Linked DNA regions of Mus musculus: regions 1, 2, 3, 4, 6 and 7 are each linked to region 5. A link is a loop called in an ENCODE intact Hi-C map of the cell type or tissue named here. Cell type or tissue: gastrocnemius. All regions are shown on one strand.

Region 1 (4,000 bases), 280 kb before region 5:
CAAGAACAGAGTATGAGTGTGGGACATCCAGATTAATGTCTGGGATTTCATTGTAAATTCTCTCATAGCCCTAGAACAACATTACATAGATAACTTGTTAGCCTGTGTAACAGTGTATGCCATGAAACAACCCACCAATATACCATAAATTGTCACAGTGCAACCTGGCAAAACAAGTCATATTTGAACCTTGAAAATAACGTATACTTAAAAATTCTCAAAAGAGCTCCAGGCAAAAGTCAGGCTACCTGACTACTGACTTCCCCATCTACACTTAACTATCTTGTATAAAAATATAAGATAATTTCACCAACATTTCAAAAACCACAATTTTAAATAGAAAAAAATGCAATTTAAATGCTTCATCTAGATAAAAAAAAAACTGCATCACACAAACTGAACAATCATTCTTTAAAAAGGAAAAAAAAAAACCCAAACTGTTATTTTCCAAAAATATAAAGAGCTAAAGAAAAAAAAAAACTCTGTAGGCATAATACTATACATTACATTCCCTAAAAGAAAAGTTTCATTAATAATTAATAACTCTTACTCAACTCTTATATAGCTAAAGGAGGCATAGACCTTTTATAAACGTATTTAAAATAATGTCATACATACTCTTTTCATTTGGTCTATGGTAATAGTAGAAGACTTCCACAAGGATTTTAATAAATCTAAGATCATCTTGAATGCACTTTCTCCAGTTGACTCTAAAACCATTACAATGGCCTAAAATTTGAACAGAAAAGAGTAAATAAATTTTTGGTAATCAACTTATGAGAAACTGATCCTAAAAATGTATCCAATCCCTCCTCTAACATGTAGCAATTATATAAACTTATAAATTAATATTTTTAAGGGGAAAACTTTACATTATTAAAGAAACACCAATTACTGTGGTGTAAAAGGAGGACTTGAAAATCCTCTTTGGTGTGAGACAGTAACCTTACTTCATATACAAGCTCGTGGTGAAAATGAGGTACTTCCAGTTCCTTAAGGCAGTGTTCAGCTTCAGATATATCTCCAGAGAGTAAATACTCTTTAAGCAGCATATCAATCTATTAGATTTAAAAGTTGAAATGTTAGAATTCCTCATTTTTAAAAGATGTGTACTTTTCTAAATGATATATTAACATTCACACCAATATTGAGCATAGGGATTTGGCAGAGTGGTGGCATAAAAGAACTCTCTCACAATTCAAATTAAACACCCGGGCTTCAAACGGTTCAGGTATGAAGTAATAAACAACAGCACTTGGTTTTCCAAGGAATCTCTAGTATCTCCAAGTAGGTTTTATAATATGAATGACCTTGCTTGTGACTCTTAAGACTCCAATGTAGCCTATCAAAAACAAGGGACATAGAGGCTGGAGAGTTGGCTCAGCAGTTAAGAGCATGCACTGCTCAGCAGAGAACCTGAGGTCAGCTCCCAGCACCCATTTTCCATGGCTCACAACCACCTGTAACTCCAGCTCGTGGGATCTTGCAGTTCGGTCCTCCAGGGGCACCTTAACTCATATACACATACCTACACACATACACATGATTAAATCTTTAAGAAGAGCGGACAATTTTTTAATGCCACTAGAGGGCACTAACTTAAAGTCTCATCACTTTTAGAAAGCCACAAAACATCAAGATGTTCTTAATGCAATGGAAGCCCAAAAATAAGAGATAATGGAGTGTTACTACAAGGGCAAGAATCTTTACAGTTCTCTTCCCTCTAAAACTGAGGCTTTGTAACTCAGAATCTAGAGATGTTCAGTGGGAAAGAAGAGATGGTTCAGTGCTTAAAAGTACACTGAAGGACCAAGGCTCAGGTCCCAGACCACATGGTGGCTGACTACTATCTATAAGATCTGGTGCCCTCTTCAGGACTCTGCGAGCACTGCACACATGTAGCACACAAACTTAGATGCAGGCAAAACACCCACCCAAACACATGAAAACAATAATTTGAAAAAAATAAAAACACTCAGCAATTGAACAAGAGACACAATTCTTCACCTCCGACTAAAGCTTGCATGCTCATTTATGGCTCTAGGAAAAAATGCTCAATGTTTTCTCAGCAAAAGAACTTCAACTATAAATAATCTTCCTTATATATTTTCTGAGAAAAGGGTATTTGTATCAAGTGGCAATAAGTGAATTTTGGCTGGATGAATAAAATTATTTTATCTAAATATCCTCTACTTCAACTTCTATAATATCTTCATAAAAGGTAAAGTAAAATTTTACCACTAAGCTATATTCTAATTAGAGATGTGTTTTCTTTTGGTTTTCTGTTTGTTTTTAAGTCTGTATTTGAGGCTGAGGGAATGGCTCAGTGATGAGAGTAGCTGCACTGCAAGCAAGAAGACCCAAGTTCAAAGCTCACCTCTCACATGAAGCCAGCCAGGCACGGCTGTGATAAACAACCCTAGCACTGCTGACAGAGACAAGTAGATCCCAAAAGCTCACTAAGCTACTAAGTTAAGACAATAAATAAATAAATAAATAAATAAATAAATAAATACATAGCCAGCTTCTAGTTCAGAGAGAGTCCCTGTGTCAACACAACACGGTGGAGAGTGGTGGGGAGACACAGGCACAAAAACACACACCCCATGCTGGGGGAACCACATACCACACATACACACTCACTAAGCACACACAAAGGACAGCTAGTGCAAATGTATGCCTTTTTAATATAACACATATTTAATATTTGAAGTATTTTTTACTAAAACTACAGTATATTTGTTATTTAAATGATATTTGTTGTGCCACTGAAAAAGTGAAACATGGGGCTGAAGAGGCAGCTCAGTGGTTAACAGAACCTGCAGCTCTTGTAGAGGACCTGGGTTCAGTTCCCAGCACCCACACAGTGGCTCACAACTGCCCCTAACTTTAGCTCCAAGGAATCCACGCCCCACTTCTGGCCTCAACAGACATGCTGCACAAACCGGCAGGACACATACGTATACACGTATCTTTAAAAATCACTTATTTTTTAAAAAGTGAAACTAACATTACCTGTCAGATTCAGTGCATTTTTCCAAATAATAAAATACAAACCCACATGAACACTTCCCTTGACCCTTGCTTCTATCGAAATGAGAATACACAACAATGTCATAGATTATTGGCTTTATTTCCAGTCTCTTTTTATTGAAAGATAATTCACATACTCTTAAGAGTTTAATTCCTCAAAATATCACCTTCAGAGAGTATTACCATATTAATAATATTGTCTAATACTCCATAAATGTGGCATCTCATTTTAGTATATGCGTTGAATTTCCTTTATTTTCATCATACTCTATTTTTATGCTATTACGATTTTCATTTCTGTCTATTCATTGAGTCCTAAAATACGGAGAGCTGATTTTCACGTACTGATCTATAGTGTGGTTTGGGTTTTGGAGTTCTTTTTCAGACTTACCCGGATCCTCTAATCTACGCGCCACTTTGACTGAGAACAGAGCTACCTCTGCATCTTCCTTTCCAGTCAGGATGTCCTTTATTGCACTTCCTTGCCTAATATCCCTAGCATATTAACAAACTCATATTTTTTTCTTATAATTCTTCAAATTTTTTGTTTTTTTTAAATCTTTTAAAAAATAAAATCTTTTATTTTGAATTTTTTTAAAGTTTCCAACTTCATAAATCAGTCATAACCTATCTATTCTAACATAGGTAAAAGCAAAAATGTTAATTTCTTTACCCATCTGAACTGCTTAACGCACGGACACGCGCGAGCACACACACACACACACACACACACACACAAACGCATGCACACGCGCGCACGCGTGCACACACACACATATGAATGAGACTGAGGAGACAGCTCAGTCAATTAAGTGCTTGTTATACAAGCTTAATGACCTTAGTTTGATTTTTGTAACCCAGGTAAAAACCTGGGTTTGGTCTGCTTATAATCTCAGGAATTAGAGGCTCACTGTCTAGCCACCCTAGCTCATAGGGTAGGTCTCAGTGAAAGACTGTCTCAAAAAAC
Region 2 (4,000 bases), 78 kb before region 5:
AGGCAGGTGCCTGCACTGCAGGGGGTGGGAGGGTCTGGCCTCATGTAGCTCAGGCTGGCACCAAACTCTGTAGGTAGCCAAGGGTGATCTTGAACTCCTGATCCTCCTGCCTCTACCTCCCAAAGGCTGTGATTACTGATGTCTACAACCACGTAAGGTTTCTGCAGTGCTGGGAATCAAATCTAGGGCCCAGCACATGCTAGGTATACATTCTATCAACCCAGCCGCATCCCCGGCCCCATGCCAGACAATCTGAATGTTTTATGAAACTCCCAATTTTTAAATGTTGGCCATGTTCTTTTTTAAAAATATACTTTGTGGGCCAAGGAAATCACATAAATGAAAGCCATACTCCATCTGCTGGCAAGCTTTGGCTCTGAGGATAAGAAAATTTGGGTTCAGAAAACCTATAGGTGGGGCTGGAGAGATGGCTCAGCGGTTATGAGCACTGATTGCTCTTCCCGAGGTCCTGAGTTAAATTCCCAGCAACCACATGGTGGCTCACAACCATCTGTAATGGGATCCGATGCCATCTTCTGCTGTGTCTGAAGACAGTGACAGTGTCCCCACATATATGAAATAAATATGGCCAGAGAGAGCGAGCCTGGGGGGTGGGGGTGGGGAGCCTATAGACTAAAAAGACTCCAGCAAAAGTAATTTATGGTTATGGAGGTGAGTGGAACCAGATGGCTGCAGACAGGAAGGTTTCACATTTGAACCTAACAGTGTTTGCAAGGGTGAAGACGTACGTAAACATTCCTCAAGATGGATACTGTATGCAGTATGAGTGTGACTCAGTGAAAAAAGGAAACAAGACAGGAAGAGATGGCTCAGCAGTCAAGGGCACTGGCTACTTTTCCATTCACAACACCCAAGGGCAGCTCACAGCCACCTCCAACTCCATGTCCTGAGGATCCAGTGCTCTTCTCTGACCTTCCTGGGCATCGGGAGATGAACAGGCATACACGCAGGCAAAACAGCTACATACATAAAATAATTTTTAAAGTAAACTAGAGAGCCCCACCTCTGTGGCTGAAGAAAGCACTTTAATTAATAAAGTCCTCTGTTCCCTTCTGTCGGCATCCTGCTGCCCCCCTGACTGCCCTCCAAGACACCGTCCAGGCTAAGCGCTTTCTCCTTGGAGCCTTTCCCAACCACCACCCCAGCCATGTGTGCCCTTGGCCCATCTAGATCCTCCCAGATGTAGCATTGTGAGCGCCTCTTTCTCTCTCAGCCACTCACAGGGTGACTCTCCCTGTATGCCTCCCTCAGAGCTCTAACCTTGGGGACAGGGTGCCCACAGCCCAGACCTACACAAGGCAGTCAGTCATTCAACACACACCTGAACGGCTCCTTGTGCAATCAGTAATTGAAGGATGCCTCTCGCCTTTCACCACACCTATTTCCCTAGAGGTGACTAAGCAAAGAATTTAGAAACCTGAGACTGGGCGTGGCCAAAGGAGGAGCTTAAGTTTGGTTGAAAAGGCCCACCTGCAGGGAATATTTATCAACTAAGTATTTTAAGTCTGACTGATTCTCCTGCAACCAGCTGCAGGACATCCCACAGATGATGAGCAGTAGGTGTGCATGCGTGTGCACACGTGTGTGCACGTGCATGATTCCTAGATTATTTCTCTGGCCCAAAATACTCCAAGTCAATGGTGCCCAAGCTTCAACAGGCATCAGAATCCCCAAAAGGCTTGTTGAAACATGCTTGGGCCCACCTTACAGACTGGGCAAGTACGTCGGGGAGAAGGGCCCTAGAGTTTGCCTTCCAACTACCTACCCCATGCCATAGCTGCTGCTGTTCCCAGGATCCGCTGTCAATGGCACTGGCCAGGCATGCGCATGCTCTGGAAGCACAGAGCATCACGGTGCAGTCGCCTTGGCACACTTGACAAACTCACTAGATCGTGCCCAGTGCACAGCCACATGAACGGTGCAGACAGACTTACAGCCAACAGTTGTACTCTCACCTTTGCTTACCAGAAAAGGAATTGCTACCTCTGAGTGCCCTTCACGGGATTTGCTGTTGAAGCAGAAAAACGACACCCACTTTCGGTCACTCCCCAACAGTCACATGGTCTCAGGTTCAAACACATGACTCTGAGAGTAAAGATTTTTAAATCCCTGTCCATCCGTGAACTTGTCCACTTCTCCATACGGCTCTGGTTAAATGGGCCATTAGCTGGGTTCTTCCTTTAATAGATTCCCCTACTTCCTTCAACCACAAGAGGTCTCCATTATGGGTTCCAGCCTCTGTACTAGGTCGGGGGCTAGTGAACTTTCTCAGCGACTAAGCCAGCCAAAGGGTCTCTCTAGCAGCGTCAGAGGGTGGAGGCAGCCTTCCAGCAGACAGGCTAGCACGCTGCTCTGAAATAGCAGCCCTCGCTGTCCCTGGCAGGAGGTGCACTCTGACGTATTCAGTTACGAGCGAATGCCTGGACATTAAATCTAAATGGCCCATGGTATGGAATGCCCGGGCAGTGTGCGCTTGGATTATTTATGCCTCCGCACCTGTGGAGGCTGAGATCTAATTATTTATTTCATGCTAAGTTTCCAACCTTGCTGCAGAGCAAGAGAGCATGTGAGTCAAACTACAGGCAACTATGGGACATCACTCAGCAGGAGTCAGAAAACTTAAGGACTTCAGTACCCAGGATGCCACCTTTCTTCTTGCTGTCTAAGGATGTCCTAATGAAATTCAATCCTGTGTGGAGAAGTTTTAAAACCCTTGAAATAACAACACCTGAAAGACCACATCTGTGATCTTTCCATTAGAGTGCAGCCCAGGAGGTGGAGGTACAAGGTCTGGACCACAGATGTCTGGTCTTTTTTTGGGGGGGAGATGGAAAGGGGGGCAAGGTTTCTCTATGTAACCCTGGCTGTACTGGATCTTGCTCTGTAAACCAGTCTGGCCTCGAACTCACAGAGATCCACAGTTCCTCTGCCTCCCAAGTGCTGAGAGCAAAAGCGCGTTGCCCCCACCACCTGGATATTTGCTGATCTTTCTTGGCGCACATCTGCCTTCCTGTGGAAGGCCAATGGCTCAGGGTGCTACTCCTTCCCAACATGGCTAACAGTGTGCTTCAAAATCATTACAACTCCCAAGTTAACCCCGTCAGCTTTTTGTGTGACTTCATAAGGCATGTTTTCCCACACTGAAATGCTTCCTTATGGTGAAAGTCAGTGCAAGGATGTCAATAAGCCCGTGGTTCAAAAACTACCATTTTAACCCAGTCTCTCACCCACTGATCACTTGAGTAGAGCTACTAAGAATTTAAACCTCTTCACTCCCCTCCTCTGCACAATTCCTTCCCTGAGTTAACTAGAGTCCAGCCTCCTGCTCTGGTAAGAGAGACGAATTCCTACTTCGTCTTAGATTCTTCTCTAGAGAGAGTGGTCAGTTTTCATATACAGTTTTAGAAAATTCCCAAGGCCCCGGCAAATATTTACCAACAGCTTCACTACGGCCCCCAAAAGAAGGTTATTTAAGCTCCCAACCTAAGGGCCATGCTAACCCAGCTAAGCAGCTGTACCCAAGGATGGATTGGCCTTAGTAATGGGAGCAGGGGGAACACGCTCCAACCTCAAATGGGATATCAGGACTATGTTCTTGGAGGATTAAGGTTCCTGCTTAGGTATGGTCTCGGTCCGTGGTTCTCCCAAAGTGCAAGATGTTGCGTGCTTTGTGTGAGACTATTCTAGATCATGGGAATCCCTATGATTACTGAAGAGCTTGTCTCATGACAGGGATACTCCATAAATACTGGCTACCATAAAACACCTGCCCGAGGACCAGCAGGAGGGGAACCCATGAATCTCCTCCCACACAGGTGCGTCTGCCCCGTCCTAACTCTCTGACCCAGTTACCGATGAGAAACTTGAGAAATTGAAACCTGAGCCAAATATATCACTGGTTCATTCTGTCGGACAGACTTAAGTAGGTTAAACACCACATGAAAACCAAGCCAGTTTACCAAACGTAAGGCTACCTATC
Region 3 (4,000 bases), 56 kb before region 5:
AGGGCAGGGGTCATCTCAACACTTGCAACACTACCAGCTTCTGAAGATGGAGTCTCCCTGATGCAGCTAAAATTACGAGGATTAAGTAGACTCTACATCAACCCAGCGAGCTACCCTGTGACCCCCAGGAACTTGGGACACACAGCTGAGCTCCGTGCCCAAGACAAAAACGTCTATCTTCAGATTACATAATTCAAGTCTGCTCATCATCTGAGGGTGACTATGAATTGAGATTGATTCTAAACTGATGCTTGGGACTTGTCTAGGCTCTAGGCTGCTTGGGTCCTCAGACCTGAGAGAAGCAGGGCAAACCCCAGAGCATTTTCAAGAGTTTCCCTCTGTAAGCAATGGCCTGCAGATGCTCCCACAGAGAACCAAGGAGCTGGGGAACAGGCTCTAGGGAATGCTCCAGGACTTGACCATGACAACCCTAGTATGAACCCCACATGACACAATGCCTTTGTTAATGAAGCCCAGCTAGCCACCTGAAGAGAGGCCCTCTCCCTCTCCCTCCCCATCCCCCCATTCCTTCCCCCCCCCCCCCAAGCCTCTAACAAGCAACACCACCATGCAAGTGTCACACAGGACACACTATTGGGTCTTGTCTTAGTTTGGGTTTTACTGCTGTGAAGAGACACCATGACCAAGTCAACTCTTATAAAGGACATTTCATCGAGGCTGGCTTACAGGTGGCATGCAGGCAGACATGGTGCTGGAGAAGGAGCCAAGAATGCTACATGTTAATCCTCAGGCAATATTTTCAATCCCCTAAAAGAGCAGCAAGTACTTTTAACCGCTGAGCCATCTCTCCAGCCTCTAACAATTTTAAACAAAAACAAACTAAACTAAACTAAAACCCAAAAATGCAATATATGTGTATATGTGTGTATAGATATATAGATATATAGATATGAATGAATGACAGAATATTATACAGTGTGTACCTCCATAAAACAAGGTGGTCCACTGGTTCTGTCCAGTCCTTCCCCCAACCCACCAACCCTGTCCTTCCCCCCTCTCCCAACCCCTATACCCTTTCCCCACCCCCTTCTCCAACCTTCCCCCTCCCTTCTCTCCCCTCCCCTCCAGCCACCACGTCCCCAGTGAGGGACTTCTGAGATGGCACTATGGACTTCTGAGATGGCACTATGGAAGGAGACAGGAGGTTTCCATGCAAGCTCCTGGAAACAATAAAAAGTTCCAGGCCAATGAAAGACTCAAATAAAAGGTTTCTGAAAGTCCCTGCACTGATCCCTCTGCCCAGGTTGTCCTCTGACTTCCACATATGCCCTGCATTCTGCATACTCACTCCTGTCCCTGCACACGAGTGTGCGGAAAGAGGGGGGCAACACACTACAGAAAGGAGTAGGAGGAGAGTGACTAATTTATACAGATGCCAAACAGCATCTGATTGGAGAGTGAAACCTGCTTTCCTGGTGCCGCATAATAACCTTTATTCGACAAGAACTGGAAAAATGCAAACCCATGGTACAGCCTGGCATTGCGGGGGGGGGGGGGGCGTTCAGCTTCGGGCTTGTAACTTGGAAATGAGGGGAGGGGTCCTGGCCAGCGACACCCCAAATCCCGCCGGTGGAAGCAGAGCAGATCCCCACCCCCCACCCCATCCCCCACCCCACCCCCACCCTCACCCCCATGCGGCTTCTGCAGAGCGCATGCTAGCTAGCGTCCTGGAGCATTGGTATAGAGGCGGGAGAACGATCCCTTCTACCCCGAATGCTTCTTAGGCACCCAGTTTTCAAGCATCTATCAAGGTTGAACTGCTAGATCTGCTAATCTAGACCTCAAGGAGGAGGGCTGGAGCCGACCCATGCCACAGCAGCGAGCCCCTGCCGCTCCCGCTCCCTCAGCGGGTCAGGACGGTCAGGTCTCACCACTGCACTCCTCCCATGCGCCACCTCGCCTCCAGGCGGCGACAAGCTGCTCGGTGTGCTCACAGGAAACCAAAGTCCAGGAGGGAGTAATCTTAGCAAACCTTAGTTCTCTGAGAACAGTCCATCGATGGGAGAAGGGAAGCCCTACACAGGCCCCTCCTCACGTATAAAATCCTCACCAAAACTCATGCCCCAGGAGAGACAGCGCAACGTTAAGAGCACCAGCTGACCTTCCACAGGATCTAGGTTCCATTCCTAGCCCCCACAGATTGGTTCACAATGTCTGTAGCTCAGTTCCAGGGGATCGGATGCCTTATTCTGCCCGCTAACACTAGACACACAAGTGGTGTGTCTACAATACAAGCAGGTATATTCAAGATAATGTTTTCAGTGCTATACCCATGGAAAAGAAAATCCACGCCCAGCATTTCTATTCAAACTGACCCTAGTACACAAGACCCAGTTCAAAAGCCTAAAGAAGAGTTGCAGAGATGGGTCAGCAGTTCACAACCGTCTGTAATTCACTTTCTCATCTAGGGCCCTCTTCAGCCCCCGCTGGCTCCGGGCATGCACATGGGACACAAGTGTGCAAACCACTCACACCCACAAGACAGAAATAAATGAAAAACAAACAAACAAACAAACAAACAAACAAACAAAAAAACCAAAAACTTGGGCCCAAAGAATTCCTAAGGGATATAAATGCATATCTATATAAACTAACATTTTTTAAAAATCTTTACCAGAAAACGGACTTAAAGGAAGCCAGGGGTGGTGGTTCACATCTGTAATCCCAACACTTGGAAGGCGGAAGGCTAAAGTAGGAGGGAAGGAGGTGGGAGAGAAGTCTTGCAGGAGGTGTTTCTTGGAAATCATGTTAATAAAAATGTAACACTATGTCTTAGTCAGGGTGTCTATTGCTGCAACCAAACCCTGTGACGAAGGTGAGGAGAAAGGGGTTTATTCAACATACAGTTCCATATTGCCCTTCATCGCTAGAAGTCTGGACAGGAACTCAAGTATGGCAGGACCCTGGAGGCAGGAGCTGATGCAGAGGCCATGGAGGGATGCTGTCTTACTGGCTTGCTACATCTGCTTTCTTAGAGGACCAGAGACCACCAGCCCAGGGGTGACACCACTCACAATAGGCTGGCTCCCTCCCCATCAGACACTAATTAAGAAAATGCTGATCCTGTGGAGGCCTCTTCCCAATGGAGGTTGCCTCCTTTCAGATAACTCTAGTTCATGTGTTCAAGTTGGCATAAGACTGGCCAACACACTGGTTTTAAATACGATGCTAATTTGCTTAGGTTTTTGTTTTGTTTTTTTTTTTAATCTTGATCTACAGCAATGTAGATCTTTAACAAGCACAGTACTAGGGCAGGCAGTGTTCTTAGCACCACGCCCGTGTTAACTACTCTGTAATATTAACTTTCAAAAGGTAGGTACTACCTGTCATCAAGGGTTTTCTGTAACTATAACAAAATACTTAAGGCTAGGTGCATTACCCAGAAGAGGTTTATACAGTTCACAGTTTTGGAAGCTCAAAGTGAAAGATTAAATAGCACTGTAGATAAGCTCTGTTAAAGGTCTCCTGGGCCATATCTCCACAGGACACAACATGAGGGAGACAGAAAGCCAAAGGAATTTGGGGACCAGGCTCTCTCTGAGAACTCTCTGGAATCCTATAGAGCTTCGCTGGTCCCTTCCCAAGGCAGTGCCTTTGAGGAATTAACCACTACCTTCCCAGAGTTCCTACCCTATACCAGCTCCTCAACACCACAGCAGAGACCCACCCACCTTCCAGCACATGACCCTTTCTTTGGGAAGCACACCCAAGCTATATTCAGAGCATAGCACCCCACTTTACAGAGACAGCAACTGAGGCATGGCAAGACAAAATAACCTGTTCGTGGTCACTGTCTTAGTCAGGGTTTCTATTCCTGCACAAACATTATGACCAAGAAGCAAGTTGGGGGAGGAAAGAGCTTATTCAGCTTACACTTCCACACTGCTGTTCATCACCAAAGGAAGTTAGGACAGGAACTCACACAGAGTAGGAACCTGGAGGCAGGAGTGGATCTAGAAGTCATGGAGGAGTGCTGCTT
Region 4 (4,000 bases), 170 kb before region 5:
GTCTTTTATAGCTGGGTGGAAACGTGAAAAGAGCAAACAGACTCGTCTCTGAAGGTTCTGAGACCTTTCAGTGCCCTTTGGTGCAGGTAGAAACAGGCTCTGGGTCTGAGCACAAAGAGATTCTTTTCAAATACCTCAGAAATATACTAAGGACGTGGCTCAGGGCAGCAGGCCTTTAGGTAAGAGGAGTCTCTAGAAGTGTTTCCTGCAGCTACAGACACCTTCAGTAAACAGTTTTGGGGCTCCAACTGGATGTCTGTGGGCGTCCTCATCTCATATGGCAGAGTGTCTGGGAATCTGCCAGTTGTGTGTGTGCTAAGGGCACATAATGAGAGAGAGAGAGAGGTCAAATGTTTATTCTTCACAATGGTGAATCTGAACAGAACATGCAGATAGAACCAAGTGTGGACTCCAGCGCTATGTATCTTGAATTAACGTAGAGGGTGGACACAGATGGTGTTTGTATCAATTTTCTCAAACAGTTTATCGAGCATACTAGGTTTAACTTAAGAGTAAATCACTTCTACCTGTGCCAAGCATTTGTGTGTGGCTATTAAGTTGCTGCTGTTCTGAGCTACTTTATCACCGTAAACTTTAGAATCATAGAATGTTAAAACTGGAGGCCTGGCTGAGTGTGGTATCACAGGCTTTTAAGCCCAGCACTCAGGTGGCAGAGGCAGGTGGATCTTTCCGGTCTATATAGTGAATTCCAGGCCAGCCAAAGCTACGTAGTGAGACCCTATCTCAGAAAGAAAATAAGACAAGGCTGAAGAAATTGCTTAGTGGTTCAGAGCCCAGGCCATTCCTGCAGAGAACCTGGTTCAGTTCCCAGCATCAGTATGGCAGCTCACAGCTGTCTGCTGTTACAGGGGATCCAACTTTTCCTGGCCTCATGTGGTCACTGGGTATGCATGTGGTACACAATTACACGTGCAGGAAAGAAAAATGCCCATACACCTGAAAAAGGGAAACAAGTCAAATATAGATTTTTTTTAAAGAAGAAAATAAAGATGGTAAAATATAATGTGTACCATGATCTGACATTTAAAGTACCTTTTCTTGTTGAACATTCTGCAGATATAAGTTGTAGCAAATTTAGGTTGCCATCAGTTTTCTCTACAAAGTAGGATATATGTATGTATGTATATATATATATATATATATATATATATATATATATGCATATATATATCATATATATGTGTGTGTGTGTTAGAATTCTTTCTACATCATGGTGTATTACTTTATCCATCAGTTTTCCCTACAAAGTAGGATATATGTATGTATATATATGCATATATATATCATATATATGTGTATGTGTGTGTGTGTTAGAATTCTTTCTACATCATGGTATATTACTTTTGTAATAAGAAAAAAATATTGAAGATTTATTAAAAGGAAAATTGAAGATTCAGAAAATAAAGCCCACTCAGTTCTCCTGTCTTTTTTCTATCAGTCTTTGAAAATGCAGGCTGGTGGCCTGGGCTGAGAGGACAGGAGCAATGACAGAGCTAGGATAGAAACAGGAAGGCGACAGTTAGTGTGGGCCACACAGATCCTCATGCGCAGAGATGTAAGGGGACAGCCATGCTCTGAGCCATGGATTCAGAAGGGCTGACAGGACAGATAAACGTTCAAGAAACGCTGGCAGTCTGAGCGACAACCCACGCCTGTGGCCGTCTGCAAACTGCTTTCCTCAGCCTCAGTTTCCTGATTTATGGGCGCTGGGATAGAGGGTGTTGGTAAGAAAGCAAAATTAAAATGATGTCTACAACTGTGAACCCTACAGGATGGCCTTACAGCTACACCCAGAGAAAATATGTCTTCAGCGGGTGTGAGAAGCCAGTTTACAGCCCGAGGAGTCTGGACGGCCCTTGTAGAAACCTGATTACTCTGTTTATGACGACTCAGACAGCCAAGGAGAAGCCATGGCTCTGTCAAATAGCTCAGCCTAAGTGAAAAGCAACACCCATCCCTGGAGACCCTGAAGAGAGAGAGTGACAGGGGCTGGGGACACACAAATCACAGGCCACTAGCAAACATAGTGTGCAACTGTCTCTCCAAGGCCCCATCTCTATCAAAATAAACATGGGAAAGAGAGACTCAAGCGGAGCCAAGGCCAGTTCAGATTTAGCCCAGCTGCTGCTGCAGCAGCCGGCTTCTGTGGCAGTTTTAGATTTTGTGGCACTTTGGGTATGTTTTGCACTCTCCCTCCTCCAGCCCCTGTGTTGCTTTGTCCTCCTGCGTAGAAAGGGAGCTTTCAGAGTAGCAATGGGTTTTTGCTGGTGGTGGTCCACAAACAATAGTGCTCCCGCTGGGACAGAGTCTTGGTTACTGGTCTTGCTCAACAGAGTATGTTCCTGGAAAGACTTGCGTCAATGGACTCAGAAAGAAAAGACCCCGGTACAAGCCCAAGGCATGACTTCAGAGAGAAATGCGTCATAGCCCATTGTCTTTGGAGGTCTCTGTCAGCAGGGGGCAGAAGTCCATGACTGCTCTGAGGGGCTGCCCGGAGCCTTCACAGAGCCTGTGAAATAGTTTTCAATGGCAGCTCAGCTCCTCCGCAGGTTCAGCTCCTCAGCAGGCTCACCTTGTCTTCTAGTGTCAGCATTTTTACATTTCAGGTTTCCCAGAGAGAGAAACTGCCTGCCTTCGATTCCCCTCGTCAGAACAGGCCAACTGGTCTCCAGAACTAGACAGAAGAACTCCACTGAATAATAGCACACTGGTAATGTTGGACCTGGTGGGAGTCCCTGACCCCCCACGTATCCTCGAGGAGGTTCACGTGGCCAGCATGACGTCATAAAGCTTGCAATGATACAACCAGTCAAATGAAGCTTCTCCCCTCCCGTGGGATCTGCAAGAAGCACTCGGGATGCCTGTGTCCATCTTAGGAGCTGTGCTTCAGTGCAGAAGAACCCGAGGGTCCCGCAGTCCTGGAATCTTTCCCTTGTTCTATGGCTGCCCACGGCTAGGTAGGTCCCTGTCACATCTAACGTTGGCTCACTCTTCCTCCTCCTCTCCTCCTCTTCCTCCTCCTCCTGAGGAGCTTAGGGGTGAAGTGTAGGAAGAAAGAAGAGAAATTTACTAAGGCAAAGAGTCATTGTAAGGAGAAGACCTCTGAGAACCTGGAGGCAGAGCTCTGTGGCTCTAGGGCACGGTGTGGGGCTCCCAGATCCAGGTTGCTTCAACCTTAAACCACCTCCATTTTCCAGCACTGTTACCTCAGGAGAGGTACCAAGTCTCTCTTGGCCCCAGTTTCTCAACTATACAATAAGGTAATAATAGTACCTATGTATGGGGCTGTCTGGAAGACTAAATGAGCCCATATGTTGTAGAAAGGTAAACACAACAGACATGTTAGCTATAGTCTGTGGCATCTGGGATCTCCATGTCCTACCAGCTGTCTATGTAGAAGCATAGTGTTGTATAAGCTTCCCACCTCTAGCCATTTAGGAGAAGTGGTCCTCAGAGATTCGTTTGAGTTAGCACAGAATGTCAGAGCCATCACCCCTGCTCTTCATCACATGGCTAGAGTTTGCCTGGCTTGTACGGGGCCTCCATGGGAACCTCAGGTCACCCAAAGAGAAGCAGATACGACAAGCAGACCAGTATAAGGACAACGTTGGCACAGAAGCCTGGGCAGAGTCACAGCTAGCACACAGTGGTAGAAAGATTTATTACCCAGTAACAACCGTCGTTAGTTCCGTGGGTCGTAACTAGTTAGGACCGTGTGCAAAGCGTTGTCACAGACATCATCCGTGTAGGTGATAGACACTCGGTGGTCTATCACAAGCTGTGGGATGGCCTCATCCTCTGGCCTGGGCACCAGGCTAGGAGGCCATGTGTAACATGGCAAGATGTAAGGCATAGTACAAAGAGGTTACAACTCATCTGAAAACCTAGAATTTCTCCTACCTCTCAAACTCATCATGTGGAAAGTTACTATCCATATGTCCGTCCATAAAGGAATGGGGTTTTAGAGAAGTCAAATGAC
Region 5 (4,000 bases):
GGGGATAAGAAAACCTGATCTCAGGGCTGACAGATGGCTCAGGGCTTAAGAACATTTGCTCTACCATCATGAGCACCTAGGTCAGATCCCAGAACTCATTTAACAAGCAGAGCATCCTCATAAATACCTGTAGCCCTAGCTTCAAGGTGGAGAGCAAGATAGGGAGGCAGGGGAATTGCTGGCTTCCAGTCTAGCAGAAAAACCATGCACCCCAGATTCAGGAAGAGACTTGGCTCAGAGGAGGAGGCCGTGATAAAGGAGATATACTCTCCTGGCATCTGCATGCACGCAGACATGCATATAGCACACACGAGCTAAAGAAAACCTGGTCTCCATCCAAGATGGTTTCAAAACAGAAATCCAGGTCCTTAGGTGGTAACAAGGTTTAATTGGTCGGAGGTCAGGTTCTAAAAGGCTTGCTTATTGGTGGGGGCTTGAGGAAGGTATGCCCACATAGAAGACCGAAGAGACATCTGGTCCAAAACATGAAAGCCACTCATGTGACAGTTTGGATTCTGAGCAAGGCCACTGTGGCTTTCCGTACTGGCTGGGCTAGAGACAAGCAGTGACTGGGGTCATCTTAGTTTCAGGAAAAGTTCTCTAAAATCCAGTTTATCCACTTCACAGACCCACAGACCAGCATTTGCTCTGTCAGAGGTCTTAGTAGGTCTGACTGTGCTCGGGGGCAAATTCCCCTGGCTATCTGGGCTTGCCTAATGAGATTTAAAAAAAAAAAATCACACTTCACCAACCATTCTGTATGTTTTTTTTTTTAATAAGATTTTTATTTATGAGTATGTGTATGTTTTTGGGTGAACATGCTGGATCCTGGAGCTGCAGTTACAGGTGGTATGTGGGTGTTGGGGACAGAACCACAGCCTTCTGCATGAGCAGTCACGGTTACCGGCGGAGCCATCTCCCCAGCTCTTTGTTAGTTGCTTTCTCATCACCGTGACCAAAGTACTTGAAAGAGACAAACTCAGGGAGGAAATGTTTATTTTGGCTCAGTTTCAGGGGGATTTCAGTCAATCACAGGGCGAGGCAGGGTGGAGTGGCTGTCCTGACAGGAGCATGAGGCAAGGCAGCTGCTCACATTTTAATGGACCAGGAAGCAGGAATAGATGGAACCTTCAAAGACTTGCCCCCAGTGACTTCACCCCACTTCCAGACCCCAGCCCTTCAGGGCACAGCTGGAGACCAGTGAACAAACAGACCAGGGCTTCAGTCTGTGAGGCCACTGTGAATCCAAAGTACAACCCTCCAAGTGACCACAATGGAGCAGAGACTGCAGCACGGACTCATATGAAAACCTTTCTGGTTTGCTAATGAGACAGGATGGATGTGTGCCCTGCACATACACATGTCTAAAGGAGGTTCTGCTGTCCTACTCAGTCACCAGCTGCCCATTCCCAACGCAGTAAAATGGGTCGCTCAGCTTCGCTTTACCACCTGGTCACCATGCTCTGTGGGTGGAGTGAATTGGGGCAGCACGAGTTTGTGGGAGAAGGTCCTTAAGCCACTCATCCACAGTGACAGAGCATCACCTCTGGTGAAACTTGGAAGTGGCAGGACCTCTTAGGATGGCTTTTCGTGGCTTGGTAGGCAATAGGGTAGAACAGGTCTTCCTGGGGTGTCCAGAGATCACACAGTGACTGCTACCAATAATTCGAAAACACTAAGTGGATTAAAATGCCAAAACCACAGGACACAGAGGGAACTTAGAAACCATACATGAAACAGAACGAAAGGCAACCTCTGCTTTAGGAATGCCAGGCTGCAGAGAACCAGGATGCCTCTGCGCTTAAATGAGGACTCAGAAGGCAGAAGGAACAAAGGAGCAAGCGCGTGCTCTGCAGAGAATAAGCAGGCCTGGCGTGAGGAAGGGTTGCCATCTTTACAACACCCAGGCTTCCTGCTGTTTCCGGAACAGTGACACAACCTGTTGTGAGCGCAGCAGGCACCTTTGCCCCAAAGCTCACTTAGGAGTGAGCTGCAAGCAGTTAACACTTCGCTCATAAAGTGCTGCCCCAGAGGTCTCAGTTATACCACACCCTGACCTCACAGCGGCTGCAACTCTAGCGAGGAATCAGTGTGGAAGAAAACCTGAGATCCCAAATCTGAGGGGTCAGCATGTATCAAGGGCTCCCTCTAGTGGCTACGGGGAAAACAGCTTGAGATTTAGGCTGAGAGAAAATGGAGCCCCTACACAATGCTGAAGAAAGCACCTTTCTAACTGTGAGGAGGCAAGGTAGGCTGGAAACGGCTCCCAAGAAGTCTTTGCCTTAAGTGGCACTGTACATCAGACATTAATAGGCTCTGACACTCTAGTCCCAAATAATTTGGCTCTAAACCCATGTCCTTCAGGCTTTGGGGCTCTATTATATCACCACCACCACCACCACCACCACCACCACCACCACCACCACCACCACCACCACCACCACCACCACACACTTGCTTCTCTGCACACACACCAGAAGGTGTCTGATACCTCGGGACTTAGTTACAGGCAGCTGGAAGCTACCCGATATGGATTCTGAGAACCAATCAGCAAGCGCTCTTCTTAACAGCTGAGCTATCAATTTTAATGGCTGAATAATTTCTTGAAGACACTCAATTACACAGTCCATCAAAGATAATGTTCAAACGTTAAGGTCTCTGGAAAACTCATACCACAGTGTGCCAACCTGACAGAGTAAATATATCCACATTCTTTTTGCAACCCTAATCTCCACGCTGCCTCGTGTTCTGTGTAGCTACTGGCTGCCACAAGGCCTCTTACACCCAGGAGACACTCTGTCTCTAGGAAGGGGTGCCTGTCGGCCACACGGTGGCAGATTTATAGATAACACTGGCACCTTCCTTGCAGAAGCCTGGCAACTGGAGGTAACTCAAGTCTCCCTGGGACATGGGTAAGTGTGACCTAAGTGTTCCTAAGTTGGTGAGTTCTTTAAACAAACAAACAAACAAAAAACTAACAACAAAAAAAGGCAAAGGGCAGAGACAAAGTGAAGGTGGCAATCATCTATAACCTTAAAATTCGTCTTTGTGTAACGTGCAAGGCCACCTGCAAATAAATGTGTGAGTTTCTTGAGAGAAGGGACCCACGGCTTGGTTCTGTTATCTAAGTGTGCTAATATGTTCACTTGGGCCACCTGCCTGATCTGGGCTTCACATCTCATCTGTAAAATTAGAATATTAAACTAAAATAAAGAAATGCATCTCTGGAACTAAATATATTCTAACTGCAAGGTCCCGTTATTTTTAGCTTAATGTGCAAACACCAAAGCCATATTTAAAGAGGACTTGCTTTGCCAAACCTGAGCTCTAGACAAACCAATGTTTCTTGTAGAGATGTTAATCTACTTTATCAAGATTTAACGTGACCCAAGCCGTAACCTATTTCTAGGCAAGGCTACGACTAAACCAGATTTCATTGGCGTTGCTTTTCCCAGGTGAAATTAGACACAGGGCAGCAGGGCCCCACCCTCACAACAGGGCAATGCTATCCAACAACACAGCATATAGAGAGAAAATGAACCCTCAAGGAGGCACAGCTGCCTACAGGCAGTGCCCACTCTGCGAAGCCAGCAGCTCGCTGCTGTGGCCTGTAAGGACCACTGGCTCGGACAGCGAAGTCTCCTCCCAAACACCATCCAACCAGCAGGCTCCTGCGAGCTGAATGGAGAACTAGCTCCTTCTAGAGTTGTTAGGAAACCTTTAAACCATCAAGCCAAGTGAGTGTTTGAAAACACATTTTTGCTGATGCTTAATTTTAAAAAGAATCATTAAAAAATCAGTTTTTGCCCTTTCCCACTTCTGAATTTGTACTTTCCAAAAACTATTCTTAAAATTGTGTCATTAAGCCGGGAGTGGTGGCGCATGCCTTTAATCCCAGCACTCAGGAGGCAGAGGCAGAAGCAGGCGGATTTCTGAGTTCAAGGCCATCCTGGTCTACAAAGTGAGTTCCAGGACAGCCAGGGCTATACAGAGAAACCCT
Region 6 (4,000 bases), 270 kb before region 5:
CTGGATCTGTGGAGGAAGCAACTGATACAAAGGGATGGAGCCTTTCTGTATTGGACCTTGTTTACGTCACACTTTAGAACATCTTAGTTGTGAACCTCTGCACTCACCCGACGCTTGCTCAAAAGAGATTAAACTGACTTTGAAAATGTTTCACCAAGGTTATCTTTGTAGACCCCCCCACACACACCCCACCCCCGTCATGGCTTGGTGCTGCTTTGTCCTGCCCATTCTCTAGAAAATGTGTTATATAAATGACATAATGCTAACTTCTGAGTGTTTGTGAACATCCAGAAATGTACCTAAACGGCCTATAGGTGTGTCTAAAGGAATGAGTGAAAGAAGGGACTCTAGGACAGTCTGAACATGAAAAGCATGCTCTGGCAGGCCTTGCCCTTCTTCTCCCCTATTCTCTTGTCTTTTTTTTTTTTTTTTTTTTTTTGCCGGGGGGGGGGGTTGTTGTGTTGTTGTTTTGTTTTGGGGTTTTGTTTTTTTTTTTTTTTTTTTGGTTTTGGTTTTGGTTTTTTTTTTTTTGGTTTTTCGAGATAGGGTTTCTCTGTATATCCCTGGCTGTCCTGGAACTCACTCTGTAGACCAGACTGGCCTTGAACTCAGAAATATGCCTGCCTCAGTCTCCCAAGTGCTGGGATTAAAGGCATGCACCACCACTGCCCGGCCTCTCTGTCTTATTAAAAACAAGTAGATTACATTCCAAAAGCTAACCACCAAGGTCTAGCCCCCTTTGGCCACTTCTTCCTCCTCAGGCTGACAACCAAGGTCTAGCTATCAAAGTATTGAGGTCCAGCAACCAAAATCCCCTTTTGGCTCACCCTAACACAGAGTTTCCCTTCTTAACCTTTGTAAACTGCCATCTGCTATGGGCCACATCTGTCTCCACTGTCCCGACCCTGTCCTTTTTCCCAACCCCAGACAAACACTCTTTCCCCCTTCCTCTTCTTCCCTCTCCCTCTCCCTCTCCCTCCTGTCTTTGTTTCTTTTTCCCCGACCTACAGAACTTGGTCTTGGGGATCCTGAGACAATCCTGGTCCCTTCAATAAAGATGGAAGATCAATCCACATGTGCAAGGGCCAGGCACAGATGTAAAATTTTTGGCAGTATTATGGTCTAGTATGATAAGACGAATATGATACCTGACAACATTACTGTCAAAATCCTACAACAGACTATGCCTGTAAATGTAAAGGTGCTGGGGGCACTCGGGGAGCTCTTAAAATAGCAGCAGATTTTCATACCAAATCCTGCCCAAGCTGCCCATCCTTTGTATAAAGTGATAATGAAAGGGGTTAGATGGATTGACACAGACAGGCTAAAGTGGCTTTGGAGCAGGCTAAGATCACTGTAGGACAGGTAAGCAGCTGTATACCCCCACTAATCCAATGTGCCCTCCTGTCAGAAGTTACCAGATGTTGGTAAGGCTACAACTGGGTGTACGGCAAAAGCAACCTAAGCAAAGGCCCGATAAGGTTTGGGTTACAAAAAGGAGCAGAGGCAAAGGACAGCAACTGTTTACTTGAATTTAATAATTTAGTATTGCAACAGGTGGGACCTATAACTACCCTAGTGACTAAAGAACAGCTTGCCCAATAAAGGGCTGGACTAAAGTCCACCTGGCCAAACTGCTTTCTGGCGCAGCACAGACTCCAACTCCATAAAGGCGGCAGCAAATTTACAACAGTGAGATGTGGTATATACAAGCCCCAGCACAAATGCCATGCAGGCTGCCCTAGGACCAGTGATGTCTGAAGCTGCTGAGCATTCCCCAGTAACTGAACCATCAGCTAAAGAGTTTAAATCCAAACGGTGCCCTACAGTGGCAGAAAAGGACACTCCCAGAAGCTACAAGCTTACTGACTACAAACCCCCAGTGGCAGAAGAGGGCTCTCTCCTTATGAGTTGTTGGCCCCACAAATCATGAAAGCTTTTGCTACTGCTGTTGGTTCTATTTCAGCACTTGATGGTCTGACCCTGCTGCTGAAGACACTGCAAGAACATGTCCTGACTGTAATGTCAATCCCAACCCTGCTTGCTGGCCTCGAGGTGCAGGACCGTCACCAGCATTCCTGCTGGGCTATGGACCCTGTGTACTGAAATGCCAACATGCAAGGCAGGATATAACAGTTTGTGCACTAGTGGCTCAGCTGTCATGGGTCCAACTAGAATCAAGAACTTCACTACAAAAGGGAGTTCACCTCTGGTACGATAAACTAGGACAAAAACCTGTGGCTAAGGAGGTCATAGGTCCCAGTGGGGAAGCAACCTATATGGTTTTTCTAAGTGGATGTAATATGTCTGTCAAGTTGCCTTCTAAACATGAGTTTACACCTATAGGTCGCTGTTATAAGCACTGGCCAAGCTCCTGAGAACTGACTTAATGTGGCATGTTACGGTGGCATACTTCTTAGCCATAGATGGACATCCATAGTCAACCCCCCTCTAAGGCTGAGGGATCACTACAGAAAGGCAGAAAGAATATAAGCTTGGGAGTAAGGGACAGAGCACTGTGTAAGAGTTTCCTCTAAGACTGGAATATTCCAGCCTGCCGGGAAGCTCTTTAAGCAGGAAGGTAAAGCTTGAGATAAGTTCCTGAGACTGACCAGGCTCATTAAGTCTCTTCCTGCCAGAGTGAGCAGAGCCAAGCTGCAAGGATTCACAGGGAGCAGCAGCCTGGAAGGAGCAGACAACCTGCCTACATAAGGGTTAAACCCACTGAGGCAGCTGGGAAGGTCACTCTCCAACCTGCTGGGCTGCCTCAGGCTAGGCAGTGGGCTCCAGGTTCCCAGCTTTATGACCTGTCACTCATGCTGGGGTGGGCTTTAGTGATGCAGATGTCTCTGAACCATTTCTGCTCATGGAAGTAACTCCTCATCCATATTCCTGTAAATAATCCCAATAAAACTCATTGGCTCAACAAACTGGACTGTGGTGGTGTCTGTATTTTGGACTATCATGGGTTCCCTCTCTGATATAAGTAAATGTGTGTATGTGTTGTGTCTCCCCAGAAAAACCTGTCACACAGCAGAATGCAATAAACAAATAGTTGTTTTACACTGTAATTCTATAAATCCAAAGCTACCAAACCTATGTAACAAACAAATCAAAAGCCCAGGTTGGAGTTTAATAATTATAAATGACTTCCAATTAATAACTGTTATAGCTCAGGCCCATAATTCTAATAAAACTAGTCACTTTATTTTACCTCCGAGATTTACTTTATGAAAATTTACTACAAACACATTAATTATCCCCATACAAACTATGATTCAAAGCTTAGGTTGATTCTCCTGGTGCCCATATACATCCTTTTCCAAATCTCTGTATAAACGCTGTTTCTTGGAGAGTACAGATATTTTTTAATCTCCCCCAAAACAGATCATTCTGAAGCTCCTGAAGAGGCTACACAGGGTCTATAAATTCCACAGAAGTGTCTAGATTATAAAACCAGATGCTTTAAAAATATAGAAATAGTGCCTGTGGCGTTTTCCTCAAAAGGAAATGGCATAGAAGTATCATCAGAGCCCAGAACTATGTAAGAAAAATTGTTTAAGGAAAAAATTGTATCCCTCTTTTCCTTTTTTCTTTCGAAGCCCTATGTAGCCCAGACTGGCTTCAAACCCAGACCTGTGCTACCGACCTTTACATCTCAAGTACTGGGATTTTAGGCATAAACCACCATGTCCAGAAGTTCCCTTCCTGATTGTGAAATTTGTTGTTGTTACAAAAGAAAAAAACATAAATTTATCCAGAGTAGTCCAAAATCATTCTACACAGGTTTAACAGTGTGTTTTCTCCCTGCAACTTGAAACCTACCGCAACTTCATTTGTATCTCCATGCTCAAAGTATTCCTGTATAATTGGTGTTAGAGTCTTCTCAAATGCGGTCTCATCCAGGGGCAAAACTACAGTTTCATAAACACAGTTCTCCTGAAAGAAGGGGAATTATAGATTAAATATTCAGATAAACTGAAATGATACTTTCACAGTT
Region 7 (4,000 bases), 260 kb before region 5:
CAAGCCACACTGTGTTTAGGTAGCTGTGCAGAGTAGAAGTAGGCACTAGATCCCCCAGAGCTGGACTCACAGGGAGCTGTGAGTTAACAAATGAGAATGCTGGGAACCAAACTCAGGTCCTCTGGAAGAACATTATGCACTCTTAACACATGTTCCTCTTTCCAGCCCACATTTAATACAGTCTTAAAGTTAACTTTACATCCACATACAGGGACATAAGTATTGGGTAACTCTCTAACAAAATCTAAAATTTACTCCAAAATAAAAACAGCAGTTTTGACTAATCAAGAATATTTCATGTACTGATCTTTTCTGACCGCAGCAGCAGCTGTAGGGTCATTACCCCGCCCACTACACTTTTTATGAGGCGCTGAAACAGGAAGACGTTTTTTAAGTAACCCTTTCTCTTATGTGATTTATATTCAGCATGTCGCTTCTATAATCTAAAATTTTCATTTAAAAAAACACTCAACCTACTTTAAGAACAAATAAAAGGCAGACGTGGTAAAACCACATCTGTAATCCAGCACTAGAGGCAGCACAAGCAAGGATCGGCAGGAGTTTAACACCTCCACAAGCGGCCCTTGTGTGCTGTGGTGGAGAGCAGACAGGTGATAGAACTTAGATGACACGCGTAAGACCCTTTAGCTCTATATCGTTTTTCTCTAAAAGGATATTAACTTGTGAAACAAGAATAGCACCTGATGTTGAATTCATGTCGTAACTGTTAGGCTACATCAAGATGTTATCATCCTGCCCAAGAGAACATGGTAAAAAGCATTCTCTAATTCTACTCAGAATTAACTAACATGCAAGTCTACATGGCTGCTTACTTCATTTTAAACAACTTAGGATCTAGAAAAATGAATTTTAAAATAGATACACAGAGAGTCATACAAATATAAGACCAAGTGTAGTTTGGAAATGGAAATTTTTGCTACCTTCCATGGCTGAAAAGGCCATGTCCTGCTTTCCTTCAGTGTGTGCATGAATTACATGCTAGAGAAAGTCTGTCAGCTCTGATGTGATTTGAATTTAACACTGTGAAGTGTGATTTTCATTCTAGATGCAAGTATAGTCTCTGAGGAAATATTTTCTGCAGCATCTGTCTAATAATGGGGGAAATATAAGTAGTGCTTATCAAGCCCTTTGACATTCACAGTGAACTAATTGTGTAAGCATTATTTCATGAGCTTCACGTATTCCCTTTGCACACAACTCAAGAGGTTTAGAAGGAAAGGATGTTCTCTGCAAGGTTGTTCACACTGGGTGAACGACCACGAGAACCCAGACGCTGTACATTCAGTACATGAGCTTAGAGTGCCTTACAAGGAAGTCCTTCTTAGGGTTAACAAAAAGCAGCTTTTAACAACGTGGACTTGTACACCAACTGTTAAAACTGCTTTCCAATCACTAAAGATATGATACTGAAAACAGCTATCAGGAAATAACTATCACATGATATGATGTTTTATTAATTATAACAACCAAAAAATAGTTCTATCTCCAGACCATAACAACTGGATCAAGCAGTCAAGACGCAGACACACCCATAGCTTCACAGCTGTTCTAAAGGACAGTATGTGACACTCTCTTCAGTGGGCTTTTTTTTTTCTTTTAATTTAACGATCCTTAAAATACTTACCTCAACCTTAGGCAAAACAACAGCAACAACAACAACAAAAAAATCTAAATTCCATTTGCTCCACACTAATCTATACAAAATCATTTCCCATGGGGTAAGGGGAAGCTATGTATACAGCTAAAAACGATTAAGCTGAAATTAACTGTTATCCAGTGCATTTCCTAAATGCCCGATAAATTACTTTGACATTTTGGAAGTCAAGTTTAGACCACATGTTAACTAGAAAATGACCTTAATTCTTCCCTGGGATGCAGTCACATTAATTAGCAACTTGCATTCTGCTAAGAGCACTCTACAACAATAACGCAAAAGCAACCACTACTGAGAGCAACCATGTACATTTATTTTTGCAGCCGTAACAAGTATTTTATTTTCCTCTACTCTTACCACGAGATAGATATAGATATATAGATAGATATCGCACGCATATTATGGATATAAATACGAGCACGAATATATATGCTAGGGCCTTCCCCTAAAATTTCAAACTCTTAAATCAAGAGTATTACAGCTGTGAAGCTATCAAAATGTCTTAAACGCAGCTCGTAGGCCTCACACCCACCCCTCACCCAGGCCCGGAGCCGCATTTTGAATCATTCATAGCAGGTAGTCGACTACAGAGGCTGGTTTACAGAGCCAGTTCCCAAGGAGGGGCTCGGGGAAGATAGGCGAGACCTACATCTGCAGTTCTGAGGCTGTTCAGGGAAAGCAAAAACAAAAAACCAAAACCAAAAACCAAAAAGCACGCCCTCTACGTACATTACAGTAGCGGACAGCCACGGGCAGCAGACACAGCATGCGTTCACAGAGAGGGGGCTCCCTTCTCGGCTTTGTTTTCTCTAGGTTGTATTGTACTTTTTTTAAGGGACCCTGTACAGGAGACTGCAAGGAGGAGTTGGCACAGGGCCGGGAGGGCAGCTGTCCCCGCCCCGTGCCCGCACCGACCGACGCCTGTCCCGCAGGACCCCAACCCTCCGGCAGCGGGCAGGGCCGGCCGAGGCGGACCAGGCCTCGGTTCGGGGCACCGACCCCTCACCGGATCTCCGTCCGGACGACACCCCTCTCCTACCGTCCCGTCCCCCGCGTCCAACTGCGTCGGACCGGGCGCCCGGAGGCTCCTCTCACCGCGAGCGCACGCAGCCACGCACGCCCGGCCGCCGGGGATGGGGCTGCGGAGGAGGGGGCGGGCCCGTGCTGCAGCTCCCCGGCCCGACCGACCCGGCCTCGGAGAGCGAGCACCGGCAGCTCCCCGCAGCCCCGGGCGTTGGGCGAGCGCCGGTGGCCGGAGGGCTCCAGGGCCAGCGTGGACAGGGACCGAGCGTCCCGACCCCCGCGGCGAGGCCTCCACGCCCCCTCCCCCTCCCAACGTGCGGCAGCCTCCGCCGACCCGGGCCTAAGGGACGAGGACGCCGCCCGCCCGAGCGTGCGAGCCGCGCCCACAGTACTGACCCCCTCGGGCCGCCGCCGCTCGCCCGGGTCTCCGGTCCGCCGGGCCCCGACCCCGTTCCTCAGCCTCCGCCGCCGCTGCCTCGGAGCGCCTCTGGCCCCGCTCGCTCTGTTTGTTTTTGTTTTGTTCTACCCAGTAACACGGGGGCGACGGCGTGGCGTCTATTGGCCGAGAGGAGGACGTCCCGCAGCCAATCGTGGCGGCCGAGCTGCAGCCGAGGCGGCGAGGCAGAGCTAGGGGAAGTGAGACGTGGAAATAGGGGCGGGGCTCAGGGGGGCGGGGCGCCGTCGGCGCATGCGCGCTGGGCTTGGGACCCGCTCGGCCACCAGCCAGAGTGGGGGTTAAGTGCAGAGGGCCGGGTTGTGAAAGCGGGCGGAGGGCTGTGCCGGGCTGGGGGCTGGGGGCTGGGGCGCGGCTCGTGGACCAGACCGGCCAGTCCTCTCTACAGGGCGTCTCAGCCCAATTCTAGGGCGGTTGTGGATTTCCTGAGGTCCCCACTATTTCTGGGCGTCTGGGAGAATCTGCAACCACTACTTAACTTCTGCCCGCTGGTCCTTGCTCTCGCGTGGCTCCTGCCGTGTGTCCACGTGCTCAGGAAGTTTCTCGCAGGAAAAGCCTAACCCCTTTGAGATAAAAATCGCTCCCTTTTCCCAGATAAAGAGATACAAAAACTGAAGTCCCTTTGCTAACCAGCCAGGCCACTATGGTGCTTGCATTCTTTCCAAAGCTGGGTTTCTCAACCATGGCTATGGTTTGTGTATTGAATCAGCCCTCTCTAGCTGTCTTCTGTGACGTTTCCTTCTGGCTGCCATCTCTAGCCTTCATTTTGTCTCGGATGTTATCGCCTGAGATAATGTGCAGCACCGTATGTTCTTCCTGTGCACCTGGAAAGTGACTGACCTGCTTTC

Evidence for each region. Peaks named below come from ENCODE experiments on the same cell type or tissue, not always from the same donor. Only the 100,000 strongest peaks of a DNase experiment are listed, where the experiment ranks them.
Region 1: a loop joins it to region 5, with 4 times the contacts of the local background. A loop is called at or near these places in 16 of 42 quality-filtered maps.
Region 2: it touches region 5 in a loop (6-fold over the local background); 18 of 42 quality-filtered maps call a loop at or near these places.
Region 3: it touches region 5 in a loop (2.6-fold over the local background); 11 of 42 quality-filtered maps call a loop at or near these places.
Region 4: it touches region 5 in a loop (2.4-fold over the local background); 6 of 42 quality-filtered maps call a loop at or near these places.
Region 6: it touches region 5 in a loop (3-fold over the local background); 17 of 42 quality-filtered maps call a loop at or near these places.
Region 7: it touches region 5 in a loop (2.3-fold over the local background); 7 of 42 quality-filtered maps call a loop at or near these places.

Annotation. Positions count from the first base shown.
Region 1 is chr19:53,923,264-53,927,263 of GRCm38, reverse strand. Pdcd4 (programmed cell death 4) reads right to left here. Exons shown (of 12, transcript NM_001168491.1): 9 at 951-1,058; 10 at 619-729; 11 at 1-70. Among named protein-coding and RNA genes, the nearest start is that of Bbip1, 19 kb to the left of the region's middle. In gastrocnemius, a CTCF peak has its summit at 1,588 (motif pointing right); a DNase peak (open chromatin) is centred at 1,877.
Region 2 is chr19:53,724,847-53,728,846 of GRCm38, reverse strand. All of the region lies in intron 1 of Rbm20 (RNA binding motif protein 20), which reads right to left. Among named protein-coding and RNA genes, the nearest start is that of Gm30943, 27 kb to the left of the region's middle. In gastrocnemius, a CTCF peak has its summit at 2,233 (motif pointing right); no DNase peak of the experiment used is centred here; H3K4me3 peaks cover 2,899 bases; H3K27ac peaks cover 4,000 bases.
Region 3 is chr19:53,702,977-53,706,976 of GRCm38, reverse strand. All of the region lies in intron 1 of Rbm20 (RNA binding motif protein 20), which reads right to left. Among named protein-coding and RNA genes, the nearest start is that of Rbm20, 28 kb to the right of the region's middle. In gastrocnemius, a CTCF peak has its summit at 1,925; a DNase peak (open chromatin) is centred at 1,910; H3K4me3 peaks cover 303 bases.
Region 4 is chr19:53,819,875-53,823,874 of GRCm38, reverse strand. All of the region lies in intron 5 of Rbm20 (RNA binding motif protein 20), which reads right to left. Gm16299 (a long non-coding RNA gene) reads left to right here. Exons shown (of 2, transcript XR_877919.3): 2 at 1,793-4,000. Among named protein-coding and RNA genes, the nearest start is that of Gm16299, 3.3 kb to the left of the region's middle. In gastrocnemius, a CTCF peak has its summit at 2,473 (motif pointing right); no DNase peak of the experiment used is centred here; H3K4me3 peaks cover 497 bases; H3K27ac peaks cover 3,799 bases.
Region 5 is chr19:53,647,064-53,651,063 of GRCm38, reverse strand. No RefSeq gene overlaps it. Among named protein-coding and RNA genes, the nearest start is that of Gm46653, 27 kb to the left of the region's middle. In gastrocnemius, CTCF peaks have their summits at 1,547, 2,146 (motif pointing left) and 2,801; DNase peaks (open chromatin) are centred at 1,533 and 2,115; H3K4me3 peaks cover 355 bases; H3K27ac peaks cover 3,086 bases.
Region 6 is chr19:53,912,751-53,916,750 of GRCm38, reverse strand. Pdcd4 (programmed cell death 4) reads right to left here. Exons shown (of 12, transcript NM_001168491.1): 5 at 3,826-3,939. Among named protein-coding and RNA genes, the nearest start is that of Gm30990, 10 kb to the right of the region's middle. In gastrocnemius, no CTCF peak of the experiment used is centred here; no DNase peak of the experiment used is centred here.
Region 7 is chr19:53,902,583-53,906,582 of GRCm38, reverse strand. It overlaps Gm30990, which reads left to right and starts at 1,979. Exons shown (of 8, transcript XM_030251154.1): 1 at 1,979-2,000; 2 at 2,511-4,000. The coding sequence starts at 1,979. The coding sequence ends at 3,712. Pdcd4 (programmed cell death 4) reads right to left here and starts at 3,232. Exons shown (of 12, transcript NM_001168491.1): 1 at 3,095-3,232. In gastrocnemius, a CTCF peak has its summit at 2,451; DNase peaks (open chromatin) are centred at 2,599 and 3,307; H3K4me3 peaks cover 3,967 bases; H3K27ac peaks cover 3,837 bases.